Regions from separate parts of the Homo sapiens genome. Here region 2 is linked to region 1. A link is a loop called in an ENCODE intact Hi-C map of the cell type or tissue named here. Cell type or tissue: endothelial cell of umbilical vein. All regions are shown on one strand.

What was found. A loop is a pair of places that touch in the nucleus more often than their neighbours do. Peaks named below come from ENCODE experiments on the same cell type or tissue, not always from the same donor. Only the 100,000 strongest peaks of a DNase experiment are listed, where the experiment ranks them.
Region 2: a loop joins it to region 1, with 4 times the contacts of the local background. A loop is called at or near these places in 11 of 110 quality-filtered maps.

What each region holds. Positions count from the first base shown.
Region 1 is chr9:36,039,547-36,042,046 of GRCh38, reverse strand. The region is part of intron 1 of RECK (reversion inducing cysteine rich protein with kazal motifs); the gene reads right to left. Among named protein-coding and RNA genes, the nearest start is that of RECK, 3.9 kb to the right of the region's middle. In endothelial cell of umbilical vein, no CTCF peak of the experiment used is centred here; no DNase peak of the experiment used is centred here; H3K27ac peaks cover 451 bases.
Region 2 is chr9:36,090,166-36,092,665 of GRCh38, reverse strand. It overlaps RECK (reversion inducing cysteine rich protein with kazal motifs), which reads right to left. Exons shown (of 21, transcript NM_021111.3): 10 at 1,323-1,502. Among named protein-coding and RNA genes, the nearest start is that of GLIPR2, 45 kb to the left of the region's middle. In endothelial cell of umbilical vein, no CTCF peak of the experiment used is centred here; a DNase peak (open chromatin) is centred at 1,275; H3K27ac peaks cover 2,143 bases.

The DNA.
Region 1 (2,500 bases):
ACAATGTCTTTTTAACAGGAAAAAAGTACAAAAAAATTTCTCTCACTATATTAATACTATTTCAGTACCATATTTCATATGGTAACTCACCTATAATTTAGAAAACATCATATGATTTTTAAATCAAAAGATAAATTGGACTAAATCATACTCAGGTAAGAGGCAGGCAGCCAGTTGGTGGTGGGCTCTGCAGCTATAAGGTCAAGAAGAGCTGAGGCTGGGAAGCTGACATTTTATGAGGGTGTGGAAACTATGTGCAAAAAAAAAAAAAAAAAGGAAGCTGATTGAGGGAGAGAGGAAACTGGAAGAGATGCACAGAGAGAAGCCATGTGAGATAAAGACTGTCTCTAAAAGAACACACGGGAAGTCTAATTTCCTGTCAGTCTTGGTTCCTGTCAACTTTCTAGTTCCTGTAGCAGTCCCTGAGGTAGAGATGTGCTGAATTTCCTACCCTTGGCTTTCCATGTGATTTCCTGTTAAATGCTATATAACCAGCCCCCTAATCCTGACTTATTTTGGGTTTTGTTCCTTAGAGTCAAAAGAGCTGTAACCTAGACATTGATCATTATGAAACAACTAAAGCAAATGACTCTTCTGAAGTCCTCTTCAACAGTCAGTATTTTTAGATAATTCCCTTCCCCACTGCAGCAGGGCTCCCATCTCTAAACAAAGGATCTAAAAGTATAGCTCCCAATTATCTCATGGTCAGAACACATCTCTTAATACTCCACTTATAGTCTTGTTCAAGTTACCTATGTGCTTTACAGCATCCATCATACTATGTGCTATATACCTGATGAAACCATATGCTTTTTCCTCAAATATATTCTTCAGATTTAGGATATAAATAGGTATGTACTAATATAACCACATAATATTAGCCATGTAGGTATTATACATTTTGGGGTGAATTTCCTGTCTGAATTTCCCACTAAACTTAAGCCCCTATTTTTGCTTACCACTTTATACCTCTGCCTATCACAGTGTCTGTCAGTATTAATAGTTTAATAAATATTTGCTAAATGGATTACTCACAAGTATGGAATTTGGCTTAATAAGCAATGGCCCTAGTGCAATTATTACTAATATTCATCCTAAACATGTACAAAAATAGAACTTTTTATTCTCTCCTTTCCTTACCTTACAACCCTCCTCCAAAATGCTCTTCCTCCATCTTCCCTACTTCAGTAAATGGCATCAACTTTTATTAAATTGCTCATGATTAAAAAAAAAACCTATGAGTAATCCTTAATTCCTTCTTCCCTCACTTCCCACATCTAATCCATCAGCAACATATTTTAAATATCCCCTCTCCTATCTCCACACCACTCTACTCTTGAGTCAACCCTTATCTCCTGCTTGAACTACTGCAATGGCCTTCTAGTCATCCTGCTTATACTCTTACCCCACTACAATAATTTTTTTCATTCAGCAGCAATACTGATCTAAAATAGAAATAAAATCATACCACTCTTACTTAAAACTCTATTGGTTTCTATCTGTGCACAGAATAAAATCCATAATCCTTATGTGGTTTTTTGCAATGCTCTGCACCATCTAGCCCTAGCATACTCTGTTGGTCACTACATTCCAACCATATAACCTTTTGTTCCTTATGCCTTAAGGCTTCTGCACTTCCTGGACCTCACCCCTGTCTTTCATAAGACTACCCACCACCTTCTCAGCCTTCGGATCTCAGTTCTAAACTTTACCTTCTCAAAGAGGCAGCTCTTATAAACTCTTTTGAAGTTCTTTTACACAAAGAACTACTCACACAATTCTCTGTGTTAGCCATTTGGTTTAGTTCCTTCATGGCATCCTTATCATACCTAGAAATCATTTTGTTACATATTTATCTATTTATTGTCTATCACCTCTCAGAATGTAAGCTCCTTGGAGCAGCAGCTCTGCACCTAGAACAGTGCCTGACGTATAATAAGTACTCATATAGTATTTTTTGGATAAACAAACCTCATAATATCTCTTTTGTTCTTTTAAAAACCACATTTATAATATATAAAAATAACCTCCTTGACCTCTTCCCATTTTCTTCTACAAGTGGCACACAGTGAAAAGTATTATTAATGAAAGATTGCTTAAATTTATGGATGCCAGACAGAAACTTTCAGCTGCATACCAGAATAAACTGTCATATCTGGTCTATCACCAATCCTAGCTCTTTCTACAGTGTGGGCCAAGATACTTCTTTGGTAAGAGAATCTGCTTCTTATTACTTTGCTCCAGATAGGCGTTTGCTTTTTCTAACTTAAAATTCATTACTTTCTTCTTCTGGATTCTAGGTTTACTATTACCTAATTCCTTAAATGTCAACTTACTGAAACCTGGCCCTTAAGGTTATATCCTTCCCTCTTTTGTACTATTACAAAGCAACTTAAATAAAAACGGAGCCATTATCAGGTGCCATGACACACGATGCTGATACTGCAGGATAGGGTCCCTTCTCATCCTCCAAAGAGAAAACCATTGAGCAAGTCATTTC
Region 2 (2,500 bases), 51 kb before region 1:
AATCCTAGCACTTTGGGAGGCTGAGGCAGGCAGATCACTTGAGATCAGGGGTTCGAAACCAGCCTGGCCAAGATGGTGAAGCCCCGTCTCTACTAAAAATACAAAAAAAAAAAAAAAAAAAAATTAGCTGGGTGTGGTGGCAGGCGCCTGTAATCCCAGCTACTTGGGAGGCTGAGGCAGGAGAATTAATTGCTTGAATCCAGGAGGCGGAGGTTGCAGTGAGCCGAGATCATGCCACTATACTCCAGCCTGGGTGACAGAGTGAGATTCTGTCTCAAAAATAATAAAAAAAAAAGATGTAGACCCTCCTGCTTTTGATCAGTCTCCAATACCTTCAAAACAATTGTTCTTTTATATTTTGTGCGGAGTTCATAATTGGTATTGGTAGGACTGTTATTCTCATACAAGCTACTCCACAATTACCAGAAGCCAGACCAGAACTATGTGCCAAAGTCTAACTTTCAAACATTTCAGATGTACTCAATCTCTAAATCAGGTCTTTACTGGCTAATACTCTATCACCAGTTTTAAAGATATCTCAATTTTCTCACTCTTAAGTAATACTCTGAGTACTTTAAAAAAAATAAGATGTGTGTTAGCTTGAAGTAAACACCATCTGACAAAAATATCTAGAACTTCCTTCTGGCCCAATTGAATGATTCTCTTCCCTTTTGCCCTCTTTATTTCTGGGTTGTAACTTATAAATCAGCCACCTCTTCTTTAGTAACTCTCTCTCTCTTGCTTCTGTATGGAGTTCTCTCATTTCGTGCTTCCGGTGCCCTCTTCTGTTTTCTTTGGTTTCTTCAACCATTAACTGTTGATATGCTCCAAGGCTCAGTTCTTGCCTCCTTATTTTTCTAATGATACTTGATACCCTGGGAAAACATCTATTTGAATTGCTTTTGTAAAGAAATATTTTTGTATGAAACAGGGGACTCACAGAGAAGAAACCTCAACCAGTCTCAAGGTCCTTTAAAGTAAACTGTTTAAAAGTGGACATTTGGATGACCAAATAGTTCACAATAATTTATTCTACAATGAATTACTTCCACTGGTGGTACAGTAGAAGGGAGAGGGGACTGACGGCAGAAGAGATTCTTTGAATTCCAGAAGCTTGAGGTATCTCTAGATTGGAAGGGACTTTGTAATAGTGTTTCCTTTCCCAGAGGTGGCTTACCAGATGGAATACTGCATTTAAAGATTAAATCATAAAGAAGACTTTCTTTTAACCCAACAGGAATAAAATCAGAATAAAGTGGTATTTCACTTATTTATAATTAATGATAAAATATTTCCATTCCATGTATAATAATTTGTCTTACCTGTTGTTAAAATTAGTACAGTAAGTAAGGTTTCTACAGCCCAACTGGCAAGGTTCCCGGACATCCGCTAAACAGGTCAACATGGACACTTCCACTGGATTATATTCACAAAAGCGATCAAACTCTTGCCAACTCTGTGTATTGCCCCAGCTCATGCTGTAAAGTTTAGTGCAGAGTTCCCTGAAACAAGAGCACAAATGCAGAAGCCGACATGAGCCAACCAAGTAAATATTTGATTTGCATAAAACTAAAACTCTATGAACTATATACTTTGGAACGTATGTGAGAAAAAAAGTAAAAAAACCAAATGACTATTTCCTAGAAACTAGAGCCAGAAAAAGTTGATTGTTTTCCATGGAAAACAGGCTTCTTTTATCACCTACCTTTTCTCTTTTTGTCAAGGTTGCTAGAAATCTCAGTGCCAAATTTAATGTTCAATTACAGTATTTGTGCATCCTTAGTTCCTGGCACAATTATTTCCCCCTATATCTTTCTGATTTCTTTTTTACTTTTACTTAAAGTACATGGTTTTGCCTCTGCAAAGATATATTCCCTTATATTTATGTTCAGTCACAGACGGTAAAACTAGGACATGGTCCTCTGACTTCTTTTAAGAAGCATGATAGACTTAGGGTACATTAGTTTCTCCCTGAAAAACTATACTAAAGCCATTTCTATTCCCTAAGATATTCCAAAGCCTCTATGTACTATTGTAATACACAATCTTCTTATTTTTAGTACTCAATGATTACAAAGCAACTTAAGTATGTGTATATAGCTAAAACATTTATACCATTTCTAAAGTGCTCTCACACATGATATTCATTTTATTTATAAAATACATGTTTACAATAAAATTTTCATATTATTGAAATATACAAAATTATAAGTAAAAATTTTCATTCACCTTATATTTTGACTGTCATATTTACCCCTATGACAAAGATATCTTTACTTTTACATTTGTTCATTCACCCCACCAATGTTTATTGAGTGTCTATTTTGTGTGAGGGCCTGTTGAAAGCACTGGAAATACAATGGTGAATAAAACAGACAAGGTCCCTGCTATCAGTGAGGCTTACACATTATGGGAATAAGGAAGCTGTGATCAAGTTACATCAGGTACCTCGATCTGGAAGCTTTCTTTTTTCTAGTCCTTAACTTTCTTTCTTTTTTGT